2 separate regions of the Homo sapiens genome follow, and region 1 is linked to region 2. The links are chromatin loops, found by intact Hi-C in ENCODE. Cell type or tissue: heart left ventricle. All regions are shown on one strand. Links, peaks and the distances in the headings refer to the core of each region. The heading gives the core; the rest is flanking DNA.

Region 1 (2,926 bases), core at 121-2,620, 570 kb after region 2:
ATCACTGTTAATGGCCTTATAATGTTTTTTCCTATATGTTGGTAAGCGCTGGAGAAACTCTACTTATACATGTAGAGTTCATGAGTGAAAATTAAAACTATTATCAGGACCATTTTCAAAATAAGGAATACATTAAAAATATTTGCAATGATAAAGCCATCCAAATGCCCCCATCCTACTGATGAAAGCAAGGAAGGACACTACCTTTGTTGAATATCTACTGTGACAATCAGCTTGGATGATTCCTACTTTTCTACTTGTCCATAAGAAGCTAATCTTCCTATAACCCTCTTATATAATAACAATCACATTTTAATCACATTTTATGTGATTGACTCAGTTTTTTCTCTGAAGTTATGTTGCCTTATAAATGAAAAACTTGCATTTTACTTCATAATATCTGTTAACTTAAAAAATGCTTGTATTTGCTATTGGCATAAAAGTCAGCCTTACAAATAGGCTGATAGACAAACCCCAAAGGAAGCCGAAGCTTAAGGAACACCAGCTCAGAGACACCAGAGGACATGGCTAAAGTGAATAAAAGAGAAATGAACCCATCCTTTCAGAGCTGATGTCCATGTTTGCAGGTTCAGGTTCTCAGAGGTGTGCACAGCATGGCTGGCCTTTCCTCAGTTGTCTTTTTCAGCAGAGAAACGGTTAAGTCTCTCGTCTCTAACCCAGCTCCTCTATGGTGCTTACCTCCTGATCCCTGGGGCGATCAGCAAACCGGGTCTGCCACCTTCTTTTCAGAGAGCTTAACTAGCAGAGGACTCAGGAGAGCATGCCCAAATAACCTAGGTGACTTTCAAAGCTACAAAGACTCTGACACTTCTGGACGGCTTCACATGTACCCCTAATAAACACTTCCCTTCACCCCCAGGCCCAGTGTGGGTAGGAGTGACAACTGGAGCTCTAATTGGCTGAGCTGGTTTGGGTTCTCACTAGCAGCCACAGAAGAAAATGTCTATAGAAACTTGTATCTGAGTCATGCCACATAGGAACTACACTGATTGGAAACAGAAAGTGGCCTAGAAACTGTAAAAAATGACCGCAGATGACTTCTTGATACACTTTGTGACTAAGGGGCCTGGTGATGACATTTTTCTGGTATAAACAAGCACACTGATCTCAGAGGGTATCTAAAAGTGTTGCCAGTAGGGCAGTGCAGGTTCTTGTCTTCAAAGCATAAGAGAATCTGAAAATGAGACCCAAGCGAAAGTATAGACATTTTATTGTGGAGCAAAACCAACGACACCCTCAAGGGAGGAGTGCAGGCACTCAAAGATTTGAGTCACAGGCAATGTGGTTCACGTACTATATGAATAAGCACAATGAAGGTATGGAGTACTCTGTAATCAAGGGGAGGGGTTTTCTGGGAAATGGGCGGGCAATTCCCGGAATCGGGGTGCCACCCTTTTCTTGACTAAAGATGGTTAATCCGGAACTGTCATGGCGTCAGGTGCATGATGGGAGTGGGAATTTCCCCATGGAAGTTTTATGATATTAAGGGCATAATGAAGCTAAGGGTCAGCAGTCAGCCAAGTTTTCGACCATCTTGGCTTTAACCAGTTGCGGCCAGTTTCTTCTGTGTTACATTCTCATCTGTGCCTAAGTAGGAAGTTTGCAATCTGTCTTCATTGTCACAGGCTGTTGTAACAGTTCCTATCTACTAGTGGGGCAATCCCTCTGCTAACCTTTTTGACCGCATTTTTATTGCTTGTAGCCACCTGCAAGTAATCATGCCTCATTCCCTCACTGACTGCTTGCCTCAAAAGCATATATACAGTCTTTCTTCCTAACCCAGGCTCCTAACCCTAAATTCAGAGCTTGAGGGCTTGATTCTAGTCAGCAATTTACTTGAGGTTTTCCTTTCTTATTCATTGAATTAACAATTATGCACTGAACATCTAATATGATGTATTAGATTCTGAGAATATAAAAGTTAGTAAGACAAAGTTCCAGATGTTGAGCGGCTCTGCCAAGTCATGAAAACAGACATGTGATTTAATAATCACAATAGGACATGATGATAAGTGTTATAATTAAAGCATGCTCAAGATGCTCAAGGAGCAGAGGAAGAGCACCTAACCATGCCCAGGTAATCAGCCCAGAGCTGCAGGACCTCCTTCACTTTCTACTGCAAGGCTTGTTTCTACACTTTTGCCAGCTTTCAGCTCAAATAGCACCTTATCTGTGGGGCTTCTCTGACCAGCATGTTCTCTACCTCTTCCCCACATTATCTTTTCCCACACGTGTTACTGACCATCATCTGACATACGGTATATGTCATTTGTTTGTTTATTCTCTGCCTCATGCTCCTAAAATGTAAGGCACATGAGGGAAGAGATTTCTGCCCACTGGCTCACTGCATCCACTTCACCTGACACAGTGCCAGGCACAGAGAAGGTGTTCAGAAAATATTCGTTGAATGAGTGAATGCATGAATGAGTGGATCACACAAGGCGAAAGAACACCAAAGAGAACAATATGTAAGAATTAAAAAGATGTGAAGTGTATGAATTTGGTAACCTACTGAGTAAACGAGAGAAAGCTCCCTGTTGAGGAAGAACCCAACAAGCACCAACCCCAGAGAGGCGTACTGATTTGAGGCTTCAGGTCCTGTAAAAGGTGAGTTAAGTGATTAAGCTGGGAAGTGGTCTCAATGAGGAGCAGGTACACTGCTGCACCTGGGGCAGAGAGACAAGTACTCATCGTCCAGCTTTGTTTTACCAAGAAATTTAATCAGAGAGATACCCAACTTGGTGACACAAGACACAGAAGGGAAAGGAGGCAACTGTGCTGAAAAAGGAGGTTTGTTAACAGTCTCACGGAGAAAAGTGGGATCCCCAAGCCCTTTCCTCCCTGACTTCTAGAGTACTGACAGCAAGGTTTATGCCATAAGCAGAAGACTGGAGGCTCCTACTGT
Region 2 (2,926 bases), core at 118-2,617:
TAAGAGACACCAGGGAACTTGGAAGAGATGATCAACTAATTATCAATGCCATTTTTTTCCATTTTTCTTTTTTTGAGACAGAGTCTCATTTTATTACACAGGCTGGAGTGCAGAGGCACAATTTTGGCTCACTGCAACCTCCGTCTCCTGAGTTCGAGTGATTCTCCTGCCTCAGCCTCCTGAGTAACTAGGATTACAGGCACCTGCCACCATGCCCGGGTAATTTTTGTGTTTTTAGCAGAGATCGGGTTTCGCCATGTTGGCCAGGTTGGTCTCAAACTCCTTACCTCAGACGATCCACCTGCCTCGGCCTCCCAGAGTGCTGGGATTACACGCATGAGCCGCTGTGCCCCACCTTCTGTTTTTTTATTTTATTATTTGTTTCTATTAGACCTGTGAGATTTTGGATCTGTGGTGTTCTCTGCATCCTCTTTGCTAAGTGAGAGAAGTACGGAACTGTGCCAAAAATAATATTGCAATAATGACTCCCTGGAGTTTTGGAAAGTATAAGTACCAAGCAACATTTTGGGGCCCTAGCTAATAAGAGACTAATGAAAAGTTTTCCAATGATGCTTTGGGCGATGCTTCTCAGAATTATCAGAAGAGCAGGTAGGTAAACAGAGTTTGGGGCCTTGAGAGGTCAATAGTAGAAAGGAATAGAATAGTGTTATTTCAATATAGAAATGGTTGTGATAACATTAAGTTTTGAGTCTCATCTCATTAGAAGATTTCACTGGATTACAATAGCTAAGTTCTAGGGAACATCAGAAAATAACCCTGTTTGGATTATTTTATGTGGGAAAGTGAATGAAGATAGTATGTGAATTTACTAACAGAAAAGTACCAGTCACCATGCTCATTTTAGAAATGCTCTTATTCTCCCGTGAGTTTTAGTTTGTTTATCTAGTTACTCAGTGATAGTGAGATAATATATGATAGCTTGAAAAAATGGAAGATAGTATAGGGCTTGGGAGAGATAAAATAGAGCCTCACCAAATGAGCTACAATAAGCTATTGCTTCAAGCAAATGCCATGAAATATGTTATATTGAGCCCATAGCACTGATTACTTCCCTATGAGCCATCTCAGAAAGACTGATTCCTTAAGCAAGGCTTCTCTGGGTAACTGAAAAGGAAAAAAATAGATACCCATAACTTTCCGTCAAGAATGAGCTTTCAACAGTTCACTCACTTTTCATTCTCAAATGTCACATGAGAGTATTATCTGGTGACAAAGGTATATTAGAAATGTCCAAGCAATGAGGAGGTAAAAAAATGAGTGTCTAATTAACTTGCCATTCTTTACAGACCTTCTGCTGTTTTTGAATCTCACCATCCTAACATTCTGTGGACAAAAAATCTACTGCATAAGCCTCAGAGATAGCAACTGGGGAGGTAAATAAATTGCACTCCTCAGGGAAGATACTGGTACTATTTTTTTCGTTAGTCACCAGTTAATAAATAAAGTATTGTGAAGAGCCAGACTGAGAGATAAAAAAGTAAAAATAAAAATAAATGCCACAGTAGGGAAATTCATGAGAGCTAGATCCAGTTCATATTCCACAACTTCTTGGTCGTGTGAAAGATCAAATTGTGGGTAGTACAATCATAAATATGCAATGTGATCTAGTAGGTTGCAAACTGGATCTTTATTCCCATCAATTTCCTTTTGAGGCTTAAAATTCCATCACACCCTTAATGAGCTTAAATAATGCCTTTTACAGATGCCCTTTATATAATAAAATATTTAATAATCAACTAATTGAACAAGTAGCTTTTAGATAGCAATTTGTTTGTAGATATTATGGGGAATACAAAATTACTCCAAGGCCTTTATGCTCTGATATATGAAAAAGTGCATTTAACAGAGATATAGACCAATGGAACAAAACAGAGCCCTCAGAAATAATGCCACATATCTACAACCATCTGATCTTTGACAAACCTGACAAAAACAAGAAATGGGGAAAGGATTCCCTATTTAATAAATGGTGCTGGGAAAACTGGCTAGCCATATGTAGAAAGCTGAAACTGGATCCCTTCCTTACACCTTATACAAAAATTAATTCAAGATGGATTAAAGACTTACATGTTAGTCCTAAAACCATAAAAACCCTAGAAGAAAACCTAGGCAATACCATTCAGGACATAGGCATGGGCAAGGACTTCATGTCTAAAACACCAAAAACAATGGCAACAAAAGCCAAAATTGACAAATGGGATCTAATTAAACTAAAGAGCGTCTGCACAGCAAAAGAAACCACCATCAGAGTGAACAGGCAACCTACAGAATGGGAGAAAATTTTTGCAACCTACTCATCTGACAAAGGGCTAATATCCAGAATCTACAATGAACTCCAACAAATTTACAAGAAGAAACCAAACAACCCCATCAAAAAGTGGGCCAAAGATATGAACAGACACTTCTCAAAAGAAGACATTTATGCAGCCAAAAAACACATGAAAAAATGCTCATCATCACTGGCCATCAGAGAAATGCAAATCAAAACCACAATGAGATACCATCTCACACCAGTTAGAATGGCGATCATTAAAAAGTCAGGAAACAACAGGTGCTGGAGAGGATGTGGAGAAATAGGAACACTTTCACACTGTTGGTGGAACTGTAAACTAGTTCAACCATTGTGGAAGTCAGTGTGGCGATTCCTCAGGGATCTATAACTGGAAATACCATTTGACCTAGCCATCCCATTACTGGGTATATACCCAGAGGATTATAAATCATGCTGCTGTAAAGACACATGCCCACGTATGTTTATAGCAGCACTATTCACAATAGCAAAGACTTGGAACCAACCCAAATGTCCAACAATGATAGACTGGATTAAGAAAATGTGGCACATATACACCATGGAATACTATGCAGACATAAAAAATGATGAGTTCATGTCCTTTGCAGGGACATG

What was found. A loop is a pair of places that touch in the nucleus more often than their neighbours do. Peaks named below come from ENCODE experiments on the same cell type or tissue, not always from the same donor. Only the 100,000 strongest peaks of a DNase experiment are listed, where the experiment ranks them.
Region 1: a loop joins it to region 2, with 9 times the contacts of the local background. A loop is called at or near these places in 28 of 110 quality-filtered maps.

Annotation. Positions count from the first base shown.
Region 1 is chr1:159,075,934-159,078,859 of GRCh38, forward strand. It overlaps AIM2 (absent in melanoma 2), which reads right to left and starts at 833. Exons shown (of 6, transcript NM_004833.3): 1 at 700-833. RefSeq lists an enhancer at 1,275-1,574. In heart left ventricle, for the core only: no CTCF peak of the experiment used is centred there; a DNase peak (open chromatin) is centred at 1,408.
Region 2 is chr1:158,510,829-158,513,754 of GRCh38, forward strand. No RefSeq gene overlaps it. Among named protein-coding and RNA genes, the nearest start is that of OR10R2, 40 kb to the left of the region's middle. In heart left ventricle, for the core only: no CTCF peak of the experiment used is centred there; no DNase peak of the experiment used is centred there.